Linked DNA regions of Homo sapiens: region 1 is linked to region 2. The links are chromatin contacts, found by Hi-C or POLR2A ChIA-PET in ENCODE. All regions are on one chromosome and are shown on one strand. Each heading gives the region's core, a stretch centred on a gene start or an enhancer-like site at or near the end of the contact. The rest is flanking DNA. Distances are from core to core; before and after follow the strand shown. Region 1 overlaps REEP3 (receptor accessory protein 3). Region 2 overlaps JMJD1C (jumonji domain containing 1C).

Region 1 (4,977 bases), core at 1,034-3,533, 410 kb before region 2:
TCTCTAAGGCCACAAATGTAGCATAAGAGCACAGTTCAACAAACCCAGTCCTTGCTATTTTAACTGCCTCTCATTTTGTATGATTAGGAATTGGAATTTCATTCAAAAGCTGATTATACATCTTATTCTTTTCTTTTTTCCTAATTCCAGCTAAAAAAAATCTTATTAGCTATCTAATTATAGCTTCAGGAAAAGTGATGGATTGATTCATTACTCCACAAGTATTTTTAAAATTCTATTATGAATGAGGCAGTGTGCTGAATTATGAGGATACAAGGATGAAAAAGACACAGCTGTCTTTTTCTACCCTCAAAAAATTTAGAGTCCAATAGGGGAAACAGACGGTAATGGGCATTATGATACTGTAATAAATACTATAAGCTAATGACAAGGTGCCAGAGGGCATACAGTAAGAGAATGTAATCAGCATGGGGTGGGTTGGAAAGGGTGGGTTATGAGAGAAGGCCTTGTAGGAGGTGGTGGCTAAGCTAAATCCTCAAAGAGTCATGATTCTGTATGGCTAGCACTTGATGGAGTGGGAGAACAAGGCTGGGGAGTTAATACACCATGCTATCTAGTTTGGACTTCGTCAGAGAGCAATGAAGCCTCTGGAGGCTCGGGGAGAGTATTGAAATGTTTTAAGCAGAAGAGTAACATGATTAGAGTTGGGTTTTGTAAAATATTCTTCTTGCGCTTTGGAAAATGAATCAGAAATGGATAAGGCTGAGGGAAGGGAGCGTAAGTGGGGAGGTTACTGTAGTATAGCAGGTCAGAAATGACAGAGTCCACAGAGAGTGAGGACAGAGCAAGGAGCCAAATTTAGAATTTATTGGGAAATGAAATCCACAAGTTTAGGCTGGGTGTGGTGGCTCATGCCTGTAATCCCAGCACTTTGGGAGGCTGAGTGGGTGAATGACATGAGGCCAGTAGTTTGAGACCAGCCTGGCCAATATGGCAAAACCCCATCTCTACTTAAAAATACAAAACTTAGCTGGGTGTGGTGGCACGTGCCTGTAATCCCAGCTACTCGGGAGGCTGAGGCAGAGAATTGCTTGAACCTGGGAGGTGGAGGCTGCAGTGAGCTGAGATCGCGCCACTGCACTCCAGCCTGGGCGACAGAGTGAGACTCCACCTCAAAAAAAAAAAAAAAGTTTAATTTAGCAATTTATTAAACCAATCCTTGAATCAAAGAGAGAAGAGACACTAGAATCAAGTCAAATATTTTCATTAAAATATACATTTTCTGGCTGGGCTTGGTGACTCATGCCTGTAATCTTAGCACTTTGGGAAGCAGAGGTGGGCAACATACTGATATCCCATCTCCATTAATATATTAAAAAACAAAAACAAAAACAAAAACAAAAAAAACATTTTCTGTTTAACTTAAAACCCGAAAATGAATACCTTATTTTTTCAAAATGAAGAGTATGGCTGATTTACTTCTGATTTTAAGATTAATAGGTTAATTTAAACAACAACAACAAACGAAAAAGCTCACTACTCAGGGCTAAACACTGTTACCATTTTAGTAATACCCTTCCAAACTTTCTCTTATGTATATACATTTAAAAAATTAGGTATATTAATCCATTTCATCATCTACTTATTATTTTTTTTCCCTACAATCTGGATATGTTTTCATATCATTAAGTATAGACTGACATTGTTATGTTTCACAGCTAATAAACCACCTTTTGCTTAATCATTTCTCCTAGGCATTTGGTTCATTCCAATATTTGTTATTATAAACAACGAGATGAACATTCTTGTAAATACATCTTTGAACACTTGTCTGATTATTTCCTTATGACATATTCTTAAAAGTTTCTTGCTGAGCTAAAGGGAATAAATTATGATGATTACTGCCAGATTGTCATCCAAAAGGATTATTCCATTTTAAACTCATAAAAAGTGCCTAAGAGTATTTCTCAACAGGCTTGCTGTGTGGTTTTAAAACATGTCTACAGATTCTCTGACACTCCTCTTCCCTTCCCTTAACATCTCAGAGGCCTTTGTACTTGCCTCAACAAATCGCCACAAAATATGTGATGGAAGTGATGCTGCTTCTAGGACTTCTGCAAGTTTCTCTCGGCACACTGGCCTGGGAGCCTTCAGCTGCCAGGTAAGAAGTCCAACCACCCTTAGAGACCACATGGAGAGAACATAGAGGGAGATGGCTGAGAGGCTCCAACCATTCTAGCCAGCAGCTGCTTGACTCTTTTCAGCTCAGACAGCAGATGTGTGAGCTCTCTTTGAGATTATGACTCTAGCCCAGCTGCTGTCAGACCACAGCTGCAGGAGACCCTGAGCAAGAACTGCTTTGCCAAGTCCAGTCACCCCCAGATCTGTGAGCAAAATAAATGACCATGATTGTTTCAAGCTGCTGTTTTGGGGTGGCTTATTATGCAGCAATAGATAACTAGATAACTGAAACAGTTCCCAACACAGAGCACTGTTAATTAAAAACATTTTTTTTTGGCCAATCTGGCAAACGAAAATTATTATTATTACTATTTTTTGATTATCTGAGGTTGAGAATCTCTTTCATATATTTCTTGACAGTTGTATTCTTTGATAGCATTGACAATAATTGGTTTGTAAGGGTTACTGGATTGTTGAATCTGAACCCTTTGCCTATAACATATAATGGGAATATTTCTGACAGTTTGTAGTTTGTCTTTTTTATGTTTTTTTCCCCCTGTATTAGAGTTTTATGTATTTTTTATGCAGGAAAATCTCAAAAACTATTCCATTATGTTTTCTGGTTTTGATATCATGCTTAAGAAATTTTATCTATCTGAAGATTATAAAAATATTCACAGGGACTTCCTATTATATAGTTTAATTTTTTTATACTTAAATCTTAATCTTTTAAGAATTTATTTTAATCTAAGATTTGAGGCAGAGATATAACTTCATTCTCTACTCCACCTTCTAGCAGTCTAACAGTTATCCTAGCATCACTTATTAAATAATCTGTCTTTCCTCCACCAATTTGAAAGACAGTCTTTCTCATTTGATAAATTTCCATGTACACCTGGGTTTGTGTCTATCTAGACAATCTATTTTTAACTTCTCTTCACCTATTCCGGTCCTAGAACCATACTGCTTTGTTAAAAATACGGTCAAGAGAGAAAGTTTTGATGAAAGTTTTTCCTTAGGGAAGAAAGGCTCAGAATACATACCATTCTGTAGAAAAATTGGAAACTGGGCAGAATTTATACTCTGAACAAGTACCTTTCATAACTGAACAAATATCTTTCTTATACTGCTACCACATACTTCATATTTTTATAAAACTTATTTAATTTCATGATTTGAAATTTAAGAACTAAACAGCAGGTCAATATTTTAAGATATTTCAGTCATAGATATAAAATTTGGTAGGTGGCCAGGCACAGTGGCTCACGCCTGTAATCCCTGCACTTTGGGAAGCTGAAGTGGGCAGATCACAAGGTCAGGAGGTCGAGACCAGCCTGACCAACATGGTGAAACCCCGTCTCTACTAAAAATATAAAAATTAGCCAGGCGTGGTGGTGCACGCCTTTAATCCCAGATACTCAGGAGGCTAAGGCAGGAGAACTGCATGAACTTGGGAGGCGGAGGTTGCAGTGAGCCGAGATCGTGCCACTGCACACCAGCCTCGGTGACAGAGGTAGACTCCATCTCAAAAAGAAAAAAAAAAATTGATAGGTGAGTACCATAAAAATAGTATTACAAATTTTCATATTTATAAACGTGTTTTTATTTACCTAATTAGAATATAATTCTTAGCCAATCCTTGGGTATGATTATGAATAAACTGCTAATAAAGGACTCTGGTCTAAGATAGCTGGTCTAAATCAGCAAAATATAATATATGTAGCAGACTCCAATCAAAATCAATATACCTAATTTTTTTTTTTTTTGAGATGGAGTCTCTCTCTGTCACCCAGGCTGGACTACAGTGGCGCAATCTCGGCTCACTGCAGCCTTTGCCTCCTGGGTTCAAGTGATTCTCTTGCCTCAGCCTCCTGGGTAGCTGGGAATGCAGGCATACACCACCACACCTGGCTAATTTTTGTATTTTTGGTGGAGACAGGGTTTCGCCATGTTGGCCAGGCTGGTCTCGAACTCCTAACCTCAGGGAATCTGCCTGCCTCGGCCTCCCAAAGTTCTGGGATTACAGGTGTGAGCCACTGTGACTGACCACCTAATTTTAAATGCATATTAAGAAATGCCAAGGCCAGGCAGTGTGGCACATGCCTGTAATCCCACACAGCACTCTGGGAGGCCAAGACACACAGACTGCTTGAGCCCAGGAGTTTGAGGCCAGTCTGGGTAACATGGTGAAGCCCCGTCTCTACAAAAAATGGAAAAATTAGCAGGGCATGGTGGTGCACACCTGTAGTCCCAGCTTCTCGGAAGGCTGACACAGAATCACTTGAAACTGGGAGGTCAAAGCTGCAGTGAGCCAAGATCGTACCACCGCACTCCAGCCTGGGTGACAGAGTGAGACCCTGTCTCAAAATAAATAAATTAACAACAAAAACAAACAAAAAAATAAAAATAAAAAAGGAAATGTCTACATTAGGAACTACTTTTACATTATTAATGTACTATTAAGACTGATGGTTCCTCTCTCTCAAAGGCATCACTACCTTAATCAATGGCCAATGCTTGATCATTACCTCTTAGATAATAGTCACAACTTGTAAAGGTATTCATTCTTGGAAGAAAGCTCATTATTTTTTCTTTTTCTTTTTCTTTTTTTTTTTCTGAGAAAGGGTGTTCCTCTGTCACCTAGGCTAGAGTGCAGTGGTGTGATCATGGCTCATTGCAGCCTCAACTTCCTGGGCTCAAGTGATTTTCCCACCTGCCTCCCAAGTAGCTCGGTGAATACCACCATACTCAGCTAATAAAAAAAAAAAAAATTTTTTTTTGCAGAGATATTTTTCCTTTTTTAAGAAGGAACAGTTTTTTTAATTTTTATTTTTC
Region 2 (4,882 bases), core at 1-2,500:
AGAAAGAAAAGCTTTTATGGAACCATTACGGTCTGTTGCATCCACATCAGCCAAAAATGACCTGGATCTAAATAGGTCACAGACTGGAAAAGATTGTCACTTACATAGGCATTTTGTGGATCCAGTATTAAATCAGTTACAGAGGCCACCCCAGGAGACTGGAGAGAGGTTAAACAAATACAAAGAGGAACACCGTCGAATTCTTCAAGAAAGTATTGATGTTGCTCCCTTTACAACTAAAATCAAGGGACTTGAGGGTGAGAGAGAGAATTATTCCAGAGTGGCATCATCATCTTCCAGTCCTAAAAGCCATATCATCAAACAAGATATGGATGTAGAACGCTCAGTATCAGATCTTTATAAAATGAAGCACTCAGTGCCTCAGAGTTTACCCCAAAGTAACTATTTCACTACATTGTCTAATAGTGTGGTCAATGAACCACCAAGATCATACCCATCCAAAGAAGTTTCAAATATTTACGGTGATAAACAGAGTAATGCCCTTGCAGCGGCAGCAGCTAATCCTCAAACTCTGACTTCATTTATAACATCTCTTTCAAAGCCTCCACCTTTGATTAAACACCAACCAGAAAGTGAAGGTTTAGTAGGCAAGATACCAGAACATCTTCCACATCAGATTGCATCTCACTCAGTAACAACCTTCAGAAATGATTGTAGGAGTCCTACCCATTTGACAGTTTCTTCTACAAATACACTCCGCAGTATGCCTGCATTACATAGAGCACCAGTATTTCACCCACCAATCCATCACAGCCTGGAAAGAAAGGAAGGCAGCTATAGTAGTCTTTCCCCTCCAACTTTAACTCCGGTGATGCCAGTAAATGCTGGTGGTAAAGTTCAAGAATCACAGAAGCCTCCAACTCTAATACCCGAACCAAAAGACTCCCAGGCAAATTTTAAGAGTTCTTCAGAACAGAGTTTGACGGAGATGTGGAGACCTAATAATAACCTCAGCAAAGAGAAAACTGAATGGCATGTGGAGAAAAGCAGCGGAAAGTTACAGGCTGCTATGGCATCTGTCATTGTGCGTCCATCTTCTAGTACAAAAACTGATAGTATGCCAGCAATGCAGTTAGCTTCTAAAGATCGTGTTAGTGAAAGATCTTCAGCTGGGGCACATAAAACAGATTGCCTCAAACTAGCAGAAGCCGGAGAAACTGGAAGAATCATTTTGCCAAATGTGAATTCAGACAGTGTTCACACAAAATCTGAAAAAAACTTTCAGGCTGTCTCACAGGGCAGTGTTCCCAGTTCAGTCATGTCTGCTGTAAATACGATGTGTAATACCAAAACGGATGTAATCACATCTGCTGCCGATACTACCAGTGTTTCCAGCTGGGGTGGTTCAGAAGTAATTTCCTCTTTATCAAATACCATTTTGGCCTCTACATCATCAGAATGTGTATCTTCAAAAAGTGTCAGTCAGCCAGTGGCTCAAAAACAAGAATGCAAGGTCAGCACCACAGCACCAGTTACATTAGCCAGTAGTAAGACAGGAAGTGTTGTTCAACCCAGTTCTGGGTTCTCAGGCACAACTGATTTTATCCATTTAAAAAAGCACAAGGCAGCATTGGCTGCAGCTCAGTATAAAAGTAGTAATGCCAGTGAGACTGAACCTAATGCTATAAAAAATCAGACACTTTCAGCCTCCCTTCCTCTGGATAGCACTGTAATCTGTAGTACAATTAACAAAGCAAACTCTGTAGGAAATGGGCAAGCTTCCCAGACAAGTCAACCAAACTACCATACTAAACTGAAAAAGGCCTGGCTCACCAGACACTCAGAAGAAGATAAAAATACTAATAAAATGGAAAATTCAGGGAATTCTGTATCAGAAATTATTAAGCCATGTTCTGTCAACTTAATAGCCTCTACATCTAGTGATATACAAAATAGTGTAGATAGTAAGATCATAGTTGATAAATATGTAAAAGATGATAAAGTCAACAGGAGAAAAGCCAAAAGAACTTATGAATCTGGCTCTGAAAGTGGAGACTCAGATGAAAGTGAAAGCAAGTCAGAGCAAAGGACTAAAAGACAACCTAAGCCAACTTACAAAAAGAAGCAAAATGATTTGCAAAAGAGAAAAGGTGAAATAGAAGAAGATTTGAAACCCAATGGAGTTCTCAGCAGGAGTGCCAAAGAAAGAAGTAAACTGAAGTTGCAAAGCAACAGTAATAGTAAGTCAGTTACTTTGTTTTATCTCAGGTAAAATGGGCTGAATGTTTTAGCTATACTAGTGTGCTGCTTTAAAGATCAGTGAGCTTAAAGGCATCCTTTGTCTTCATTTGCGTGCCTTAGCTTTATGTATATGCTCATTGATCTCATTTCTACATTTCACAAGTAAGTACCCTTTAAGAGGAAATGAGAGAACACTTATTCCTCTATTTTTAAAAGACTTGTAGAAATATATATCTTACCTGACAGTCATTGTAGGTAATTTGCGTAATTTAACGTGGAATTTAGTAGTTACTCGTAATTTTGGCCATTTCTAAGAATTGTCAAAATGCAGTTATGGCTGTCACACCAAAAGTGGATTTGTAATATCAGCTAAGATATTTACCTCTAACAAGATGTAGTCAGGAAAGAAATTCTGCTCACATACACATATTTTGAGGCAAATTTCTAGAAGATAGTTACAGTTGTCCCTGGGTATACCTGTGGGGGATTGGTTCCAGGACGCCCCCACGGATACCAAAATTCACAGATGTGCACATCCCTTATATAAAATAGCATAGTACAGTCATGTGCTGCATAACAACTTTTCAGTCAGTGACAGAATGCACAGCTGGGCACAGTGGCTCACTCCTGTAATCCCAGCACTTTGGGAAGCTGAGGCAGGAGGATCACTTGAGCTGGCGTGGTTGAAGCTGCAGTGAGCCATGATTGCACCACCGCACTCCAGCCTGGGCAACAGAGCAAGACCATGTCTCAAAAAATAAACAAAAAATGATGGAATGTATATATGACAGTGGTCTCATATAAGATCGTAAGACTGTGTTTTTACTATACCTCTTTCTTTGTTCAGATACGTAAATACTTTGTGTTACAATTATCTACAGTATAAAGTACAGTAAATACTGTACGGGTTTGTAAGCTAGGTTTGTGTAAGTACATGCTATGAAGTTCCTACAGTGAGGAAATTGCCTAATAGTGTATGACTATATTTGCATGTAACCTACACACATCCTCCCATATACTTTAAATCATTTCTAGATTCCTTATAATGCCCAACACAACGCTTACACATCACTTCATTTATGCAGGATTGAACATAGTACTCTGCACATGGCAAATTAAAGTTTTGTTTTTTTGGAACTTTGTAGAATATTTTTTCCCCCAAGTATTTTTGATCCATGGTAGGTTGAACCCATGGGTTTGGAACCCACGGTTATGGAGGGCCAATTTTACTTCAGAGTAATATGAATGTGGACTGTATTTCACTCTTATATCATCTGGTGACAAAATTGGAAGCTTATGGAAATTACTATCTATTTAATGCTGCTCATTCAAACAGTCCTTAACAATAGGTAAAAATTAACATAAGGGGAGGCTTGTGGTTTTGTGTATTCATTTCGATGTTAAAGAATTGCCATATTAATAGCTTCACAACTGATTATATATCCTTTGTGGCAACAGCTGGACAAAATAAGAGATACTTAACAGTAATATTCACTATAAAGTGTTTCTATATCATTTTACTCTAGTAGTAGTTTTTCTCAGTTTGCTTATTTCTTTTTAGGTATGTTGCACAATGCAGAAAGCACTTAGTTTCACTATGTCCGTGTGTTCATCCACATACAATATATGAAATATCTGTGACAATGTGGACACTCAAAGTACTTTCACAAGCACTTGGATGCTTGAAGGCTCCCATTTGTGCCTTTTAACTGAATGAGGTTTTCCCACATGCCTGTGTGGAAACCAGAGGCAAAGTGAAGGAGAGGAAAACAGGAGGATGGAATCATAGAAAAGGACAGTCAGAAAGTGAAAGAACAAAGGACAAACTCAACTAGAGCCAGAGACTGACAGACTGAAATGCAAGCATAGTCAGAAGACAGAGAGGGGGATTAACATCGAAGGATACCTGCCATTTACTTGAATATTGGATTATATACAGTGTTGCTTTTTCTTATGTGTTCCCCTTACTCTCCCTCACTACCCCCATGAATTCATAATAGGCTTAGTGTGAGCAATTTAATTGTTTCTCTTCTGTCTTATATGACATTTCCTTTGGTGTTGGGTGTTCAGATACTTGAGTAAAACTTAAAAAACAAAAACAAAAGATAGGTACCTTCCAGGTTTTAATGCCTAGAAAACTCTTGTGAAGTTAAATTTATGAAATTAAGTGTTAGTGAAATACGTATTCTCTTTTCATCTTGAGACGAATATACATATTCACATGTAAGAGTTCTAAGAAAAGGGCCAGAATGAGTGCCTTTTTTTCCCCCAGGTTGTAATGTTTAGTCAAATCTCCCCTGCTTGGTAACTAGCATGTAGCTTTAGAGAGGCTGTTTTATGACCCATTTGTTCACCAAGTCCAAAGTAATATTAAGTCAATATTAGATGTCATCTATTAATTGTGGACAGAGTTGACTTGCTTTTGTTCTAGGCTACCTAGAAAAGTTTTTTTTTTCTTAAATATTTTTTAGAGACAGTCTCCCTACATTGCCCAGACTGGAGTGCAGTGGATATTCACAGGTGTAACCATAGTGCACAGCAGCCTCCAACTCCTGGGCTCAGGCAATCCTCCTGCCTCAGTCTCCTGAGCACAGAAAAGTTCTTTAAGTTGGGAGTTTTCATAAGTCAGGGAACTTCTAAATATTAATGGATTATCTACTTCATGGATTAAATAATGTCT

The links. Hi-C counts contacts between places; a loop is a spot of excess contacts on that map. ChIA-PET counts read pairs that join two places held with the same protein, here RNA polymerase II (POLR2A). Pooled maps may share reads with other maps.
Region 1: a map of endothelial cell of hepatic sinusoid shows a loop between it and region 2 (9-fold over the local background). The contact joins two enhancer-like sites. A Hi-C loop is called at or near these places in 66 of 168 maps with a recorded cell type or tissue (A673, B cell, CD4-positive, alpha-beta T cell and 43 more), 36 of 37 single-sample maps with no recorded cell type and 47 of 50 pooled maps. POLR2A ChIA-PET finds 5 or more read pairs at or near these places in 11 of 52 experiments (A549, B cell, CD4-positive, alpha-beta T cell and 8 more).

The regions. Positions count from the first base shown.
Region 1 is chr10:63,611,722-63,616,698 of GRCh38, reverse strand. All of the region lies in intron 6 of REEP3 (receptor accessory protein 3), which reads right to left. LOC105378329 (a long non-coding RNA gene) reads left to right here. Exons shown (of 4, transcript XR_001747467.3): 2 at 2,007-2,122. Among named protein-coding and RNA genes, the nearest start is that of REEP3, 93 kb to the right of the region's middle. Within about 2 kb of position 2,283, at least 6 of the 41 ENCODE cell types and tissues checked have a DNase peak (open chromatin) inside an H3K27ac peak, as active enhancers do; they include A673, dorsolateral prefrontal cortex, heart right ventricle and 1 more, where a contact is called at or near this core.
Region 2 is chr10:63,203,914-63,208,795 of GRCh38, reverse strand. It overlaps JMJD1C (jumonji domain containing 1C), which reads left to right. Exons shown (of 26, transcript NM_032776.3): 10 at 1-2,201. Among named protein-coding and RNA genes, the nearest start is that of NRBF2, 73 kb to the right of the region's middle. RefSeq lists a silencer at 2,221-2,421. Within about 2 kb of position 1,250, at least 18 of the 41 ENCODE cell types and tissues checked have a DNase peak (open chromatin) inside an H3K27ac peak, as active enhancers do; they include A673, dorsolateral prefrontal cortex, heart right ventricle and 1 more, where a contact is called at or near this core.